Linked DNA regions of Homo sapiens: region 2 is linked to region 1. Evidence: chromatin contacts called from ENCODE Hi-C or POLR2A ChIA-PET data. All regions are on one chromosome and are shown on one strand. Each heading gives the region's core, a stretch centred on a gene start or an enhancer-like site at or near the end of the contact. The rest is flanking DNA. Distances are from core to core; before and after follow the strand shown. Region 1 overlaps MICU1 (mitochondrial calcium uptake 1). Region 2 holds the start of MCU (mitochondrial calcium uniporter).

What was found. Hi-C counts contacts between places; a loop is a spot of excess contacts on that map. ChIA-PET counts read pairs that join two places held with the same protein, here RNA polymerase II (POLR2A). Pooled maps may share reads with other maps.
Region 2: a loop to region 1 is called in a map of MCF 10A, with 6 times the contacts of the local background. The contact joins the promoter of MCU here to the enhancer-like site in region 1. A Hi-C loop is called at or near these places in 5 of 168 maps with a recorded cell type or tissue (Calu3, GM12878, MCF 10A and 2 more), 21 of 37 single-sample maps with no recorded cell type and 19 of 50 pooled maps. POLR2A ChIA-PET finds 5 or more read pairs at or near these places in 2 of 52 experiments (BJ and PC-9).

Annotation. Positions count from the first base shown.
Region 1 is chr10:72,559,185-72,565,901 of GRCh38, reverse strand. MICU1 (mitochondrial calcium uptake 1) reads left to right here. Exons shown (of 12, transcript NM_001195518.2): 3 at 2,839-3,007. It also overlaps the pseudogene COX7CP4. Among named protein-coding and RNA genes, the nearest start is that of MICU1, 64 kb to the left of the region's middle. RefSeq lists a silencer at 3,837-3,946. Within about 2 kb of position 2,386, at least 3 of the 41 ENCODE cell types and tissues checked have a DNase peak (open chromatin) inside an H3K27ac peak, as active enhancers do.
Region 2 is chr10:72,689,262-72,696,393 of GRCh38, reverse strand. MCU (mitochondrial calcium uniporter) reads right to left here and starts at 4,251. Exons shown (of 8, transcript NM_138357.3): 1 at 4,093-4,251. The coding sequence starts at 4,242. RefSeq lists enhancers at 2,814-2,903, 4,574-4,633 and silencers at 3,664-3,753, 3,774-3,823, 3,914-4,373.

The DNA of each region.
Region 1 (6,717 bases), core at 1,137-3,636:
CCACAGTCTTCTCTTTCTTAAAATACATAGTTACTGTTTTTCTGACTCTGTCACTCTCTGTTTTTTATTTTTGTTTGTTTGTTTTTTTGAGATGGAGTCTTGCTCTGTCGCCCAGGCTGGAGTGTAGTGGCATGATCTCAGCTTACTGCAACCTCTGCCTCTGGGTTCAAGCAATTCTCAAGTAGCTGGGATTATAGGTGTGCACCACCATGCCCGGCTGGGATTACAGGTGTGCACCACCATGGCTAATTTTTTTTTTTTTATTATACTTTAAGTTTTAGGGTACATGTGCACAACGTGCAGGTTAGTTACATATGTATACATGTGCCATGTTGGTGTGCTGCACCTAGTAACTCATCATTTAACATTAGGTATATCTCCTAATGCTATCCCTCCCCCCTCCCCCCACCCCACAACAGGCCCCGGCGTGTGATGTTCCCCTTCCTGTGTCCATGTGTTCTCATTGTTTAATTCCCACCTGTGAGTGAGAACATGCAGTGTTTGGTTTTTTGTCCTTGCGATAGTTTGCTGAGAATGATGGTTTCCAGCTTCATCCATGTCCCTACAAAAGACACGAACTCATCATGTTTTATGGCTGCATAGTATTCCATGGTGTATATGTGCCACATTTTCTTAATCCAGTCTATCATTGTTGGACATTTGGGTTGGTTCCAAGTCTTTGCTATTGTGAATAGTGCCGCAATAAACATACGTGTGCGTGTGTCTTTATAGCAGCATGATGTATGATCCTTTGGGTAATTTTTTTTTTTTTTTTGTATTTTTAGTAGAGATAGGGTTTCACCATGTTGGTCAAGCTGGTCTTGAACTCCTGGGGTCAAGTGACTTGCCCACCTCAGCCTCCTAAAGTGTTGGGATTACAGGCATGAGCCACCATGCCCAGCCTCTAGAGCTATCTTAGCCCTATTAATATAGCATGATCTTTCTGGGATGTTACTAAATGCCTTGGGTGTTCAGTGAGGTTCCTCTAGTCTGACTTGGTAGAGCTTGATTGTTTCCTGCTTGTGAGCTCTGGAAATTGACTGGCCTGTGGCTCCTTGGCAACTACTTTGTGTAGTTTCATCCTAAGAATGCACTGCTGAGTGTTGACTCAATACTCGAGAGTGTTCTGTGTACATTTTTGGAGCTCTTTCTCTGTGTGACTTTTTCCTTTTGAGTCCTCTGCCTCACCAATTCCAGGCACCTCAGGTTTTCCAAACTTTGATCTCTGTCACTTTAGTTTAGCAAGATCACTGTATTTGGCTTGGGATCCTCTTTGTGGTCTAGAAAATGTTTCCAGACAGAAATTCTGGGCAATTATAGGCCTCCATTTTTCTTTTCTTTTTTTTTTTTTTTTTTTCTTTTTGAGATGGAGTCTCACTCTGTCACCCAGGCTGGAGTACATTGGTACAATCTCGGCTCACTGCAACCTCTGCCTCCTGGGTTCAAGACATTCTCCTGCCTCAGCTTCTCAAGTAGCTGGGACCAGGCAAGCACCACCACACCCGGCTAACTTTTGTATTTTTAGTAGAGATGGTTTTTTGCCATGTTGGCTAGGCAGGTCTCGAACTCCTGACCTCAAGTGATCCACCCACCTCGGCCTCCCGAAGTGCTGGGATTACAGGTGTGAGTCACCACGCCTGGCCAGGCCACCATTTTCTTAGAGAGTTGCATACTGTGCAGTGTCTGAAAGCAGTCATTTGATATATTTTGTTCAATTTTCTGTATTTTTGCCCTGGTAGGAAGTCAGATCTATTATCGTTTGCTCCATTATGGCTGTAAGCAAAAGTCTTCTTTTTGTATTTCATCAGTTCTGTAATATTTAATTAATTTTAGTATTATATCATTGCAGCAATGGCTTCAACTACCAGAAATACTTATATTATTTTTTAAAAAAGAAATACTTATATTATTTTGGTCCCCTATTTCTTCTTTATTTATGTTCCTTTTTATTGTAGTGAAAGGTGCATAACATAAAACTTACATCTTAACCATTTTTTTCTAAAGACCTTGATATTCCACCCTTTCAGTTACAGTTGGGACAAGGGGAGAATGAGAATGGGAAGAGTTGGAGTGAGATGAAGAACAAGGAGGCGCTCTATGGCTGGAAGTCTAGTACATTTAGTTTTTGTACTGGAAGGGCTCATCGTCTCTGGTTTCAATGGGAAGACGTGTGGATGAGGGCTTCTGTCACATGTCTTCACCATTTTAAAATATGCAGTTCAGTAGTTTAAAGGGTATTCACATCATTGTGAAACAGATCTCCAGAACGTTTTCATCTTGCAAAACTGAAACTCTACTTATTCAAGAGCAACTTCCTTGCTTCCCCTTCCCTCAGCCCCTGGTAACCCCCATTCTACTTTCTGTTTCTGTAAATCTAAATATTCCAGGTAACTCATGTAAGTGAAGTCATACAATATTTGTGGTTTTGTGACTGGTTTATTTCACTTAGCATAACGCCCTCAAGATTCATCCACGTTGTAGCTTGTGACAGGATTTCCTTTCCTTTTAAAGCTGAAAAATATTCCATTATCTGTATATACCACATTTTGTTTATTCATCTGCCAATGGACTTTTGAGTTGTTTCCACCTTTCAGCTATTGTGCATAGTGCTGCTGTGAACATGGATGTGCAAATATTTATTTGAGACCCTTTCATTTCTTTGGGATATATAACCAGAGATCATGTGGAAGTTCTATTTTATATTTTTTGAGGAACTTCTTCATGTAGAATATTTGACAAATTTCATTGCTGTTGCTCTGCTAAGCTGTATCTGTTTGCTTATTTGTCTAGTATGATGGACGTTCAAGATTAATCTAGATTTCTTTTTTGCATATCCAGGGCCCATGCAGAATCTCCACCATGTGTAGACAACCTAAAAAGTGACATCGGTGATAAAGGGAAGAATAAAGATGAAGGGGATGTTTGTAACCATGAGAAAAAGACTGCAGATCTTGCCCCTCACCCAGAAGAGAAAAAGAAGAAACGTTCTGGATTCAGAGACAGAAAAGTATGAAACATAGTCTTATAAGTTGATCAGAAGTATATCTTAAAGTAGAATAATGCAGTTCAATCTTTTTAATCATATGTTTCAGATGGTTCATCTTCACTTTCAAGTTATCACTTCTTTGCTATTTTCTATCATGTTCTAAGCCAAAAGTACTCTTGGAATGTGAGGTTAAAGGAGGTAGTTAAAAGGATCTAGGACCAATAACCATGATTAGCATATTTTTTCTTAGTTCTTTCAGTTCAACTGCCTAAGGTGATTCTTTTTTTCTGGATCTTCCTGATGCTAAATGTTATCATATATGTTAAGTTGAGTCTTTGTGGTATTTCTGATATCGGGTTGTAGAGACAGAATAAAATCTCTTTGGAAACATAACTTCTAGAAGACCAAGTAACTTTGAGGACAGCACAAACTTCAAATGACTATCAAGATTTTATGTAATTAGGCCCCGCATGGTGGCTCATGCCTATAATCCCAGCACTCTGGGAGGCGGAGGTGGGTGGATCACCTGAGGTCAGAAGTTCAAGACCAACCTGGCCAATGTGATGAAACCCTGTCTCTACTAAAAATACAAAAACTAGCCTGGCATGGTGGCATGCACCTGTAGTCCCAGCTACTCAGGAGGCTGAGTCAGGAGAATTGCTTGAACCCGGGAGGTGGAGGTTGCAGTGAGCTGAGATTGTGCCACTGCACTTCAGCCTGGGCGGCAAAGCAAGACTGAGTCTCAAAAAAAAAAAAAAAAAAAAAAAAGATTTTATGTAATTAACACAACCTGCTGTTATGTAGCTTTGCCTCAGCGAAGTTTCAGTTCCACTACAGCAGTTCCTATGATATCAGGTATTTGAGTTCAGCAAACATGAGTGATGAACAATGAAAAGGATGGATTTCTTAGACATTTTGCATGTCAAGGTTAAAATTCAGGGAGTTGCGTTCAGTTGCTAAACTATAGCTAATAATGCAACAAGATAATTTGAGTTATTTCTGCGTTTTGTGTGTTTGTGGTTTGTGTTTGCAAGAAGAGTTCTTTGTAAAATCTGGATCTTCTGTCTGGTTTCATATGTTAGATGAAGTAATTTTTTTATTTTTGGAGACAGAGTCTCCCTCTGTTGCCCAGGCTAGAGTGCAATGGCATGATCTTGGCTCACTGTAACCTCCGCTTCCTGGGTTCAAGCGATTCTCCTGCCTCAGCTTCCCAATAGCTGGGATTACAGGCATGCACCACCATGCCCCGCTAATTTTTGTATTTGTAGGAGAGATGGAGTTTCACCATGTTGGCTAGGCTGGCCTCGAACTCCTGACTTCAGGTGATCCGTCTGCCTCGGCCTGCCAAAGTGCTGGGTTTATAGGCATGAGCCGCCATGCCCAGCCTAGATGAAATTATTAAATGTGTTTTCTCTATACCCAAATCCATTTCTGATAGAGGTGAATTGAACAAAAGTCATGCATCACAAGTCAATTATCAAGTGTCCTTGTTTTTCTGTCAGGATACATTTATTTATTGTTTTGCCCTGAGTGAATTCAAAGAAAGCACAACTTTACTCTGTGCCAGCAGTTTCATCTACAGGCCAGTCACACTTTCCATTTCGTAAAATACAGCTAAAATGTCCCAAATAAACATTTATTTTGAACCTACTTCCATTTTCTACTCCTGCCTTCTGCTCAGCAGATGAGCATATCTCATACTTCATAGAAAAAATTAAAGCTATCTGTGTGATTTACTCAAATTCCAACCCTTATAGTTACAAAATCTATCTAATCTGTATTTGAAATAATTCTTATTTCTTTCACTGAAGTTTCAGAGGAAGAGCTATCTTTTCCCTGTTCAAGGATAATTGTTTTAATGTCTTTCTGTATCTCTAATAATCTATTTCAACACTTATTCTGTCTTCATTCTGTTTTTTTCAGTCATTCTTTGTATATTCATTCTTTTACATAATCTATATAGACATGTTAAGAATTTATCTATAATTTAAGAAATAATAAACCACATTTTTATGCCATAAGTTTTGTGTTTTGTTTGTTTGTTTTGAGATGGAGTCTCGGTCTGTCGCCCAGGCTGGAGTGTAGTGGTGTGATCTAGGCTCACTGCAACCTCTGCCTCCTGGATTCAAACGATTCTCATGCCTCAGCCTCCTGAGTAGCTGGAATTACAGATGCCTGCCACCATGTCTGGCTAACTTTTGCATTTTCAGTAGAAACGGGGTTTCACCATGTTAGCCAGACTGGTCTCGAACTCCTGAGCTCAGGTGATCCGCCCACCTTGGCCTCCCAAAGTGTTGGGATTATAGGCATGAGCCACTGTGCCTGGCTTATGTCATAAGTTTATTTAAAACATATCTATTATCCTATGTAAATTCAAGGGTTTGATTTATTTTTCAGAGATTGCACCTCTTAAAATGCTCTTCATATCTGTTTCATGGATGAATTAAACATCCTTGTTTCTTAAGCAGTTGGTGTCTTACTATAAAGAAATGTGCATAAAATCCAGATCCAAAGTGCAAAGTCATTATAATTAGTAACCACCACTTATTTTCTACTGAAAATAGCATGTTCTTCCCTTAGCCCTCTTTATAGTGCCTCATGCCTCCTGTAGACCACAGAGGTTGTGAACCTCTGGATGCCCTGTTCCAACATGGTGCTATTGGAAGTTCAGTGAGAGGTGCATAGACTGAAGGCAGGAGAGATGGCAGCACCACACCAAGTCCTCCTTAAACTGCATTTTTTAATCCCCTTTTTCTTCTCCATTTTGATCATGTATTTTTCTCTTGCTACTTTCCCATTCATTTTTTTCCCTCTGGTCTGGTCCTGTGATGTCTACATCAGCAGTCCCCAACCTTTTTGGCACCAGGGACTGGTTTTGTGGAAGACAGTTTTCCTGCAGACCAGAGTGGGAGGGGATGGTTTGAGGAGAAACCGTTCCACCGCAGATCATCAGGCATTAGATTCTCATAACGCACACAACCTAAATCCCTTGCATGTGCAGTTCACAATCGGGTTCATGCTCCTATGAGAATCTAATGTTGCCGCAGATCTGACAGGAGGCAGAGCTTAGTCGGTCATGTTCCACTGCTGCTTACCTCCTGCTATGCAGCCTGGTTCCTAACAGGCCCCGGACCAGTACCAGTCCACGGCCCAGGGCTGGGGTCCCTTGCTCTACATGTTGTCCTTCACATTCTCACTTTTCTTTTTCCTTTAACTTTTTTCTTTTTAAAAATTTTATTTAAAAAAAAGTTTATTCATTGTAGAGGTCTCAATATTTGCCCAGGATGGTTTCAAACTTGTGAGCTCAAGCAATCCTCCCACCTTGGCCTCCCAAAGTGCTAGGATTACAGGCATGAGCCACTGTGCCCGGCCCTCTCATTTTTCATTTATATTTTTGTTTTTTTATGTTCTCTTAATTTTTATGTAATATTTCAAATATTCAGAGAAAAAATAGAGTAATATGTTTTTATATTTTATAAAATTATATAGTCTGTAGTTTATAAAATTATATAAATTTTATAATTTTATAAACACCCAACACTCAGTTTTGTCAAGTTTTAATATTGCATTTACTTCAGATTGTTTTTTAAAAAAGAAATGAGTATTAAAAATACATTGCTTTTATACTCCCCTTCAGTCCCTTTCCTCCCCCATCTTCCATCTTCTTCAGAGGTAAACTGGTATCCTAAATTTGCTTTTTTGTTTTTTATGGGTTTTTCTCTTTTTTGGAG
Region 2 (7,132 bases), core at 3,002-5,501, 130 kb before region 1:
GAATTATTGAATCTGTCTCCATTTAAAGGAATTTTAGGCCAGATCTTCACACTAGGAATTCTTGAATCCATCTCCATTTAAAGGAATTTTTGGCCAGACGTAGTGGCTTACGTATATAATACTAGCTCTTTGGGAAGATGAGTCCAGGAGTTCAAGACCAGCCTGGTAGAAATACCCTGTCTCTACCAAAAAAAAAAAAAAAAAAAAATTTTTTTTTTTTTTTTTTTTTTTTGAGTCGGAGTTTCGCTCTTTCGCCCAGGCTGGAGTGCAGTGGCATGATCTTGGCTCACTACAACCTCCGCCTTCTAGTTTCAAGTGATTCTCCTGCCTCAGCCTCCCGAGTAGCTGGGACTACAGGCGCCTGCCACCATGCCCAGCTAATTTTTGTCTTTTTAGTAGAGACGAGGTTTCACCATGTTGGCCAGGCTGGTCTCCAACTCCTGACCCCCTGATCTGCCCGCCTCAGCCTCCCTAGTTGCTGGGATTACAGGTGTGAGCCACCGCACCCAGCCAAAAAAATTTTTTTAATTAGCTGGGCATGGTGGTGCACATTACTTGGGGAGGCCGAGGTGGGAGGAGAGCTTGAGCCCAGGAGTTCAAGATTGCAGTGAGCTGTGACAGTGTCAATGAACTCCAGCCTGGGTGACAAAGCAAGACCTTGTATCAAAAAAAAAAAAAAAAGTAAAGGAATTTTAATCCTTGGTCTGTTCATAACCACAAACATAACTTAACAAGTGACTTTCCTCAGTTTATTAGGTTTCCTCATGTGTAAAGTGCGAATGTTAGATTCAAAAGGAATTGTACATCACAGTCTGTAACCTGAAATGAACCTTAAAGGCTAGAGGAGTGATTAGGGGTGATAAAGGCTGAAATTCAGCTACAAAAAATCCATAAAGGTTTAGTATGAATGTATGGGACAGTGCAGAGACTAGCTTAAGTACAACAGAGTATTTGTGCTGGGATGAATCTGGCATAATAAGATTGGGCCAGACTATGAGGAACTCAATTAAAGAGTTAGGACCTGCCTCTGTGTCAGGCAGTGTAACCTGTTAAAACTTTCAGGTTAAGCTGAAACAATGTCATTGCCAAAAGAACTGTGATGTGTAAAGTAGAGCAAGTCAGCCACAAACTGTAACAGGACAATGACAGACTTAAGTAAAAGATGTAGTAATTCAGCATAGCCGTTAACTGCTAGAAAATGCCAACAGTGGGGCTGTCATAATCAGAGACGAAATAGTTTGTTTTAGCAATGGAATTACACAGCTCACAATGAAAGGCAGTTCCTCTTCGAAGAATCATACTTAAAAATAGCAGCCACCTTCACTAACCATACAGAAAAGCAGGCAACAAACATTTTACATCAGTTTTGGTTACAGTCACAAGCCGGAGAGAAGGAAAAAAATTACACTAGATGGTGCTAAAAATATTGAATAAGCCCCTGTACCTTTACTCTTATTTACTCAGTTGAATGACATACTAATGGAGAAGGGGGAAGAGACAAACTAAGTTTATAACTTCATAATTGCACTTACCAACTAGCTGAGCTACTGTATTGCTTTGGACTCATTCTCGAAACTTGGAAAAGATGAATTTCTCACTTAAAAAATTAGGCAGTGCTGTAACTGGTTATGCCCCCCTGGTTGTAATTTACCATACCATACAGCGGAACAAAAGTGGCACAAACTGGACTTGTGATCCATTCCAATGCAGACTGCCATCTGCTGCACATACACAGGATGTCTCCCAAGCAAGATTCAACCTTAGTGTCTCTCAGGGACCTTTACCAGAACATCTATTCTTTCTGGTAAGTTGTTTGCTCCCATATTCACCTAATATATGTACTCAAATCAACACCTACTTACAGGAGAATTCCCATTCATGGGGTTTTGAAATAGCAATACTTTCATAATGGACAATAGTAAATTTTATAAGGGAGGAGAGAGATGTAAAGGAGCATTTGCACTTTACAATGAAAAGAACACAATAAGAGGTGAGAATATCTCAGATGAGTGGGAGTCCTAAAACTTACGTATTAGCTAACGTAACCTTGGCCAAGTCTCTCTCTTTTTAGGGCCTCAATATCTTTTAAATGGAATTTCTTGTAAAGAATCACAGACTATCCTATGGAAACAGCTGTATACATGATGGCTTCAGAAGAATTGTAGAAAAATAAAATGTTTATACACTTTAAATAATCAGGTTCAATTTTTTTCAAAATCTTACAATTCTAAATTCATGTACAAGTCACCATTCCCATAACATTCCTGCCCTTTAGAAATAACACTTCGTTTTAATTGTGCTTTCAGTTACAAATTCAGCACTTCATTTTTACCCACCCTAGAATAGCACAGAGAACACCTTCGTGAAGTATCCCCACAAGGGAGACACTCACAGCCTGACAAATTTGCATAGTGGAAAATATACAAGGCACAAATTTTTTAAAATGCTAAATGAATATCACACCCAAACAGTCTTAAAAACTGTGCAAAGTCAGAAGATGTCTTATCAAAATATGGACTTAAGGACAACTTGGGAAGCCTTTAAGTAGTTCGACGGAAAGGGGAATGCAATCAAAATTTGGGGTGGCCTTATGTTTTTAAGAGAACAAAACACATAACTAGAGGCTATGAAACATGCAAATTAAATTGAACTGTGGAAAAGCTCTTGGCTGTCACCCAAAAGCTTCAGCAAAGCAATATGCCAGTATGCCAAATAAAAAGAGGTACAATCTTCTCACAAGAATGAGGATAGGGTCCATACCTATGACTAATAATAACAATACAACCTTGCTTTTGCAGAGCATTAGGTCTTTTCATAGATCTTTCAGGCACTCGATTTTGATGCTGTCATTGGCCTTAGGAGTATCCTCTCCGAAGAGCTCCAGTTCAGTTTCCTCTTAAGAGTTATGATCAGAACAAGGCAGGCGATGTGTTTATTGAGGGTTGAAGGTACTATTGTAGTTTCTCCTATCAAGCTGTTTGCAGTGATCCTCCAATAATCACACTATACAACTCAGCCCCAGCAAATAAAACCTACATTCTTTCCCTCAGAGCTGGCCAGAGACCAACACATATAGGTCTAGAAAGTCCAAGGGAAGGAAACCTCCTGACTTGTTAGGTTAAGAACTCCATGCCAAATTCATCTCTTGCAATTGAAAAAAGAAATCTCTCTCACACTCTGTCTCTCTCTCTCTCACACACACACACACACACACACACACTCACCCAAGAGTGTTCAAACAGAAATCCTCTTTTTCTGCCAGCCAATGAAACCCAGCAACAACTGGTTAATACAACCACCAAATCTCTGCCTCTGTCAACAACTTACCATATTCGCTTCTCCTGTGCCTGCTGACCACCCTTCCCGCTTCAGGCACGCGTGAACACGCTTATACAGTAGCCCTCGAAAGGACCCCCAAAAGCACCTTTAAGGACCCAAGAGGATGAAGCTTGCCTCCTGAAGCAATGCAGCATCCATCTCGAGGGAGCCGGTTCCCCATGCACACACACAGAGGAAGTCACAGAGGGGAATAAAGTTTGATTTTCCTTCCTGCCCGACCCCTCGGGGACGAGAGAGGACGAGGGGCGGCCCCGCCGGGGTCCTGGGCTGCTCTCCGGGGCAGCTCCCAGCAGCATGGCACTGCCACTCTCCTGGCACACACAAGGCGGCCGCGGCAACTCAGAACTCCCCAACCCGCCCGGAGGAGGAGGGAAAGGGGACAACTTCCATCTGGCTCCGTTCAGGGAGCCTTGGGGCAGGGCTGTTAAGAACGAAGAAGGGAGGGAACGCGATTGGGGGCGAGTCGGGGAGAGGTTCAAGTCCCGTGCCTTCCCCGCCCTGGTGTCCCCAGTCCTGCGGGAACATCCCCGCCGTCGCCCCTCCTCCTCCTCTCGGCTTCCTCCCGCCCGCCCTCCCTTCCTGGTCGCCGCCGCAGGCGCCTGAAGGGCACGGCGGCTCCTCGGTGCCCGGCAACCTCCGGAGCGGCCGGGAGTTGAGGTAACTCGCCTGCTGCCCCGGCGGCCTGCCCGCCGGCGGCTCCCACACGCCAGCGCCGCCCCGCCCTCCCCGGAGCCTCCGGGCGCGCTCGCTCACCGTCCGGTGGTGCTGCTGCTGCCGGTGGCGGCTGACGCCCAGCCCAGGGAAGCAGCCGGCAGTCAGCGCCCCGCAGCCGCCGGCGCCCCCGCCGCCGCCGCCCCGAGAGGAGAGGAGCAGCAGGAGCGATCTACCTGCGGCGGCCGCCATCTCTCAACTGGAAACGGCGCCGACCCAGGCAGCGCAGCGGACGGCCAGGGCGGAGCTAAGACCCGCCACTCACCGACGCCGGGCCAACTAAAGCCCTTGACTGAGTTGATGAGGCGGGGCTTCCTGCAAGGTCCAATCGACAGGCGGGAGAACCACACTGGAAGCTGCCAGTCCCTTCCAGAGTTACCTATAGTGGGACATAGTCAATTACGGGCAAATTCTAGGGAACCCATAATTGACACCCAAACCCGTGAAAATAACAGCAATAGAGATGGCATGTTCAGTTCGGCTAATCTTCACCAACAATAGAGCTATGATAAGAGTAACGGGGGATATAGATATTTGTGAAAAGCTTTGTTCGAAGTTGAGTTCTAAGTGAGTGTTCTAAGTTGGCAAAATAGGCACCAAATTAATAACCATTAACGGTGTATGCTGTAACTCTCAACTACACGCCTAGAATTATCATTCATAACTGATAATATTTAGATATGCTGAAATTAACTCTACATCACGGAGTGATCTAATGACTGTGATGCGTAGCATAATATAGGAGAGGTAGAACGATTACAATATCAAAGTCCCAGAATGAGTACATGCCTTCAGAGTGAATTAACTGACGTGTATACATCTCAAATACCCAATTCATTTTTACAGCACCTTTATACGGATATTCTCACACTCTCCAGAAACAGCACTATTTTATCATATTTGACTTTGTGTGCATTTACAGAAACAGAACACATTAATAACGTAATAAAAAATCATGTAAGGCCGGGCGCGGTGGCTCACGCCTGTAATCCCAGCACTTTGGGAGGCAGAGGCGGGCGGATCACGAGGTCAGGAGATCGAGACCATCCTGGCTAACACGGTGAAACCCCATCTGTACTAAAAATACAAAAAATTAGCCAGGCGTGGTGGCGGGCGCTTATAGTCCCAGCTATTCCGGAGGCTGAGGCAGGAGAATGGTGTGAACCCGGGAGACGGAGCTTGCAGTGAACCGAGATCGGGCCATTGCACTCCAGCCTGGGCGACACAGCAAGACTCCATCTCAAAAAAAAAAAAAAAAATTCATGTAAAAGGCTATTTTAATGATGCTTCATAATTTTGCCGAAATAGTTATCAGAATACGCTTTGGAATAACAAACACTTTCTCTTGAAAAACACTTCTTTCCACTTAAACTCACAATGAGGGCTCCTTGAATACTGCCTAAGAAAGATTTTGGGTCCTGAATTTCCTTAGAAGAGTATTTCCTTGCTAGCTGTTTATTATTATGAGCTGATTAAATTCTCACACCTCTTTTTAAAATCTGGAGCAGGAAAATAGTTTGGGAAGCAAATACAAGCATTATTTTAAATTTTGGAAAACATCTTTGTAGTGTAGCCTTAGATGATAAATTTAAAACAAAAACAAAACACACACATAAATACGAAGAAAATGTTATCACTTATTCTAAGAATATTCTTTAAAGTTTGACTGAAATGGTACCTTCTTGGCCAAGAATAGCTAAAAAATGACGTGGAAGTTTTTTGTTTGTTTAATCCTTATGCCCCACCTACACCAAAACAGTGAGATGATTGGCTTCTCCGGGGTAGATATCATGTCACTCACTCAAAAGGCTTTATTGCCCAACAGGTGGAACTTGAGACCTCAAGAATGAGCCCCCATTCAACAGCTGCACACAGTAATCCCCCTAGTTGGAAATCCATGACATTCCTGGAACAATTTCCCTTACAATTATTTTCCACCCATCTATATTTATCCCAACTGCATTTGATGTATTTACCCATGCTGTGCCATTTTCTCTCTCACCCCTTCATGCCTTCTTACAGAGATCACCATGGATTTTAGTTTTGTTTTTATTTTCTGTGCTGTCACCAGATCTAGCTATGAATCAGGATTGCTCCATTTCCACTTTCCACTTTAAGAAATTTTACTAGAATTGCCTTTACTCTATTTTTCCAAGCATGAAAATTAGATGTGCATCCTGCAGTGAGATTTACTCATATGCATTAGCAAAAGAACTAAGTAAATAATACTTTTAAGTGCACAAACATGAAATGGGCAGTATTAGCAAAAGTTTTCATCCTACCTATTTACCAAAATGTGTCATCTTTTATCTACTAAGATGAAACCACTGATGCACCAGAGAGAGATAGGCTGTATAAATCTGAGGATTCACTGACTATACTCAGTTCTGGGTGTTGATAATCCAAGGCCGGCAATTAATTTAAACAAATATCAATTATCTCCTCACAGAGAAAAACTTCTTCATAGCTGCAAAGGACATATCTCATATGAGCTGGTTGGCCAAGCCTGATAAGGAGAAAGTGTAGATAGCTCAACAGAAAGTTCTTCTCAAACCTAAAAAAAAGTATGTGTGTGTGTGCCTGTATATACACACACATTATATAGAGAGAGAAGGAAAGGGAATTAACATACCTGCTATGTGCCAGAGATTGTGCTGATCACTCCAGAGATACTACATTTAAAAAGGAGGGCAAGACAACCACAGAAAACTTTTAAAAATTGTAACTTTCATGAGAAAGAAGTTGAAGAAAACCTCAATGTCTTCCAATAGGGAAATGGTTAAATACATTAGACACTAACTTTGTAACAGAAAATTATTCAACCATTAAAAAATTGAGGGCCAAGCACAGTGGCTCATATCTGTAATCCCAGCTCTTTGAGAGACTGAGGCAGGAGGATCATTTGAGACCACATATTTGAGACTTGCCTGGGCAACACAGCGAGACCCTATCTCTAAAAATATATATTTTTTAATTAGTTGGGTGTGGTGGTGCACGCCTGTAGTCCCAGCTACTCAGGAGGCTGAGGCAGGAGGCTTGCTTGGGCCCAGGAAATTTGAGGTTATGGTGAGCTATGATCATG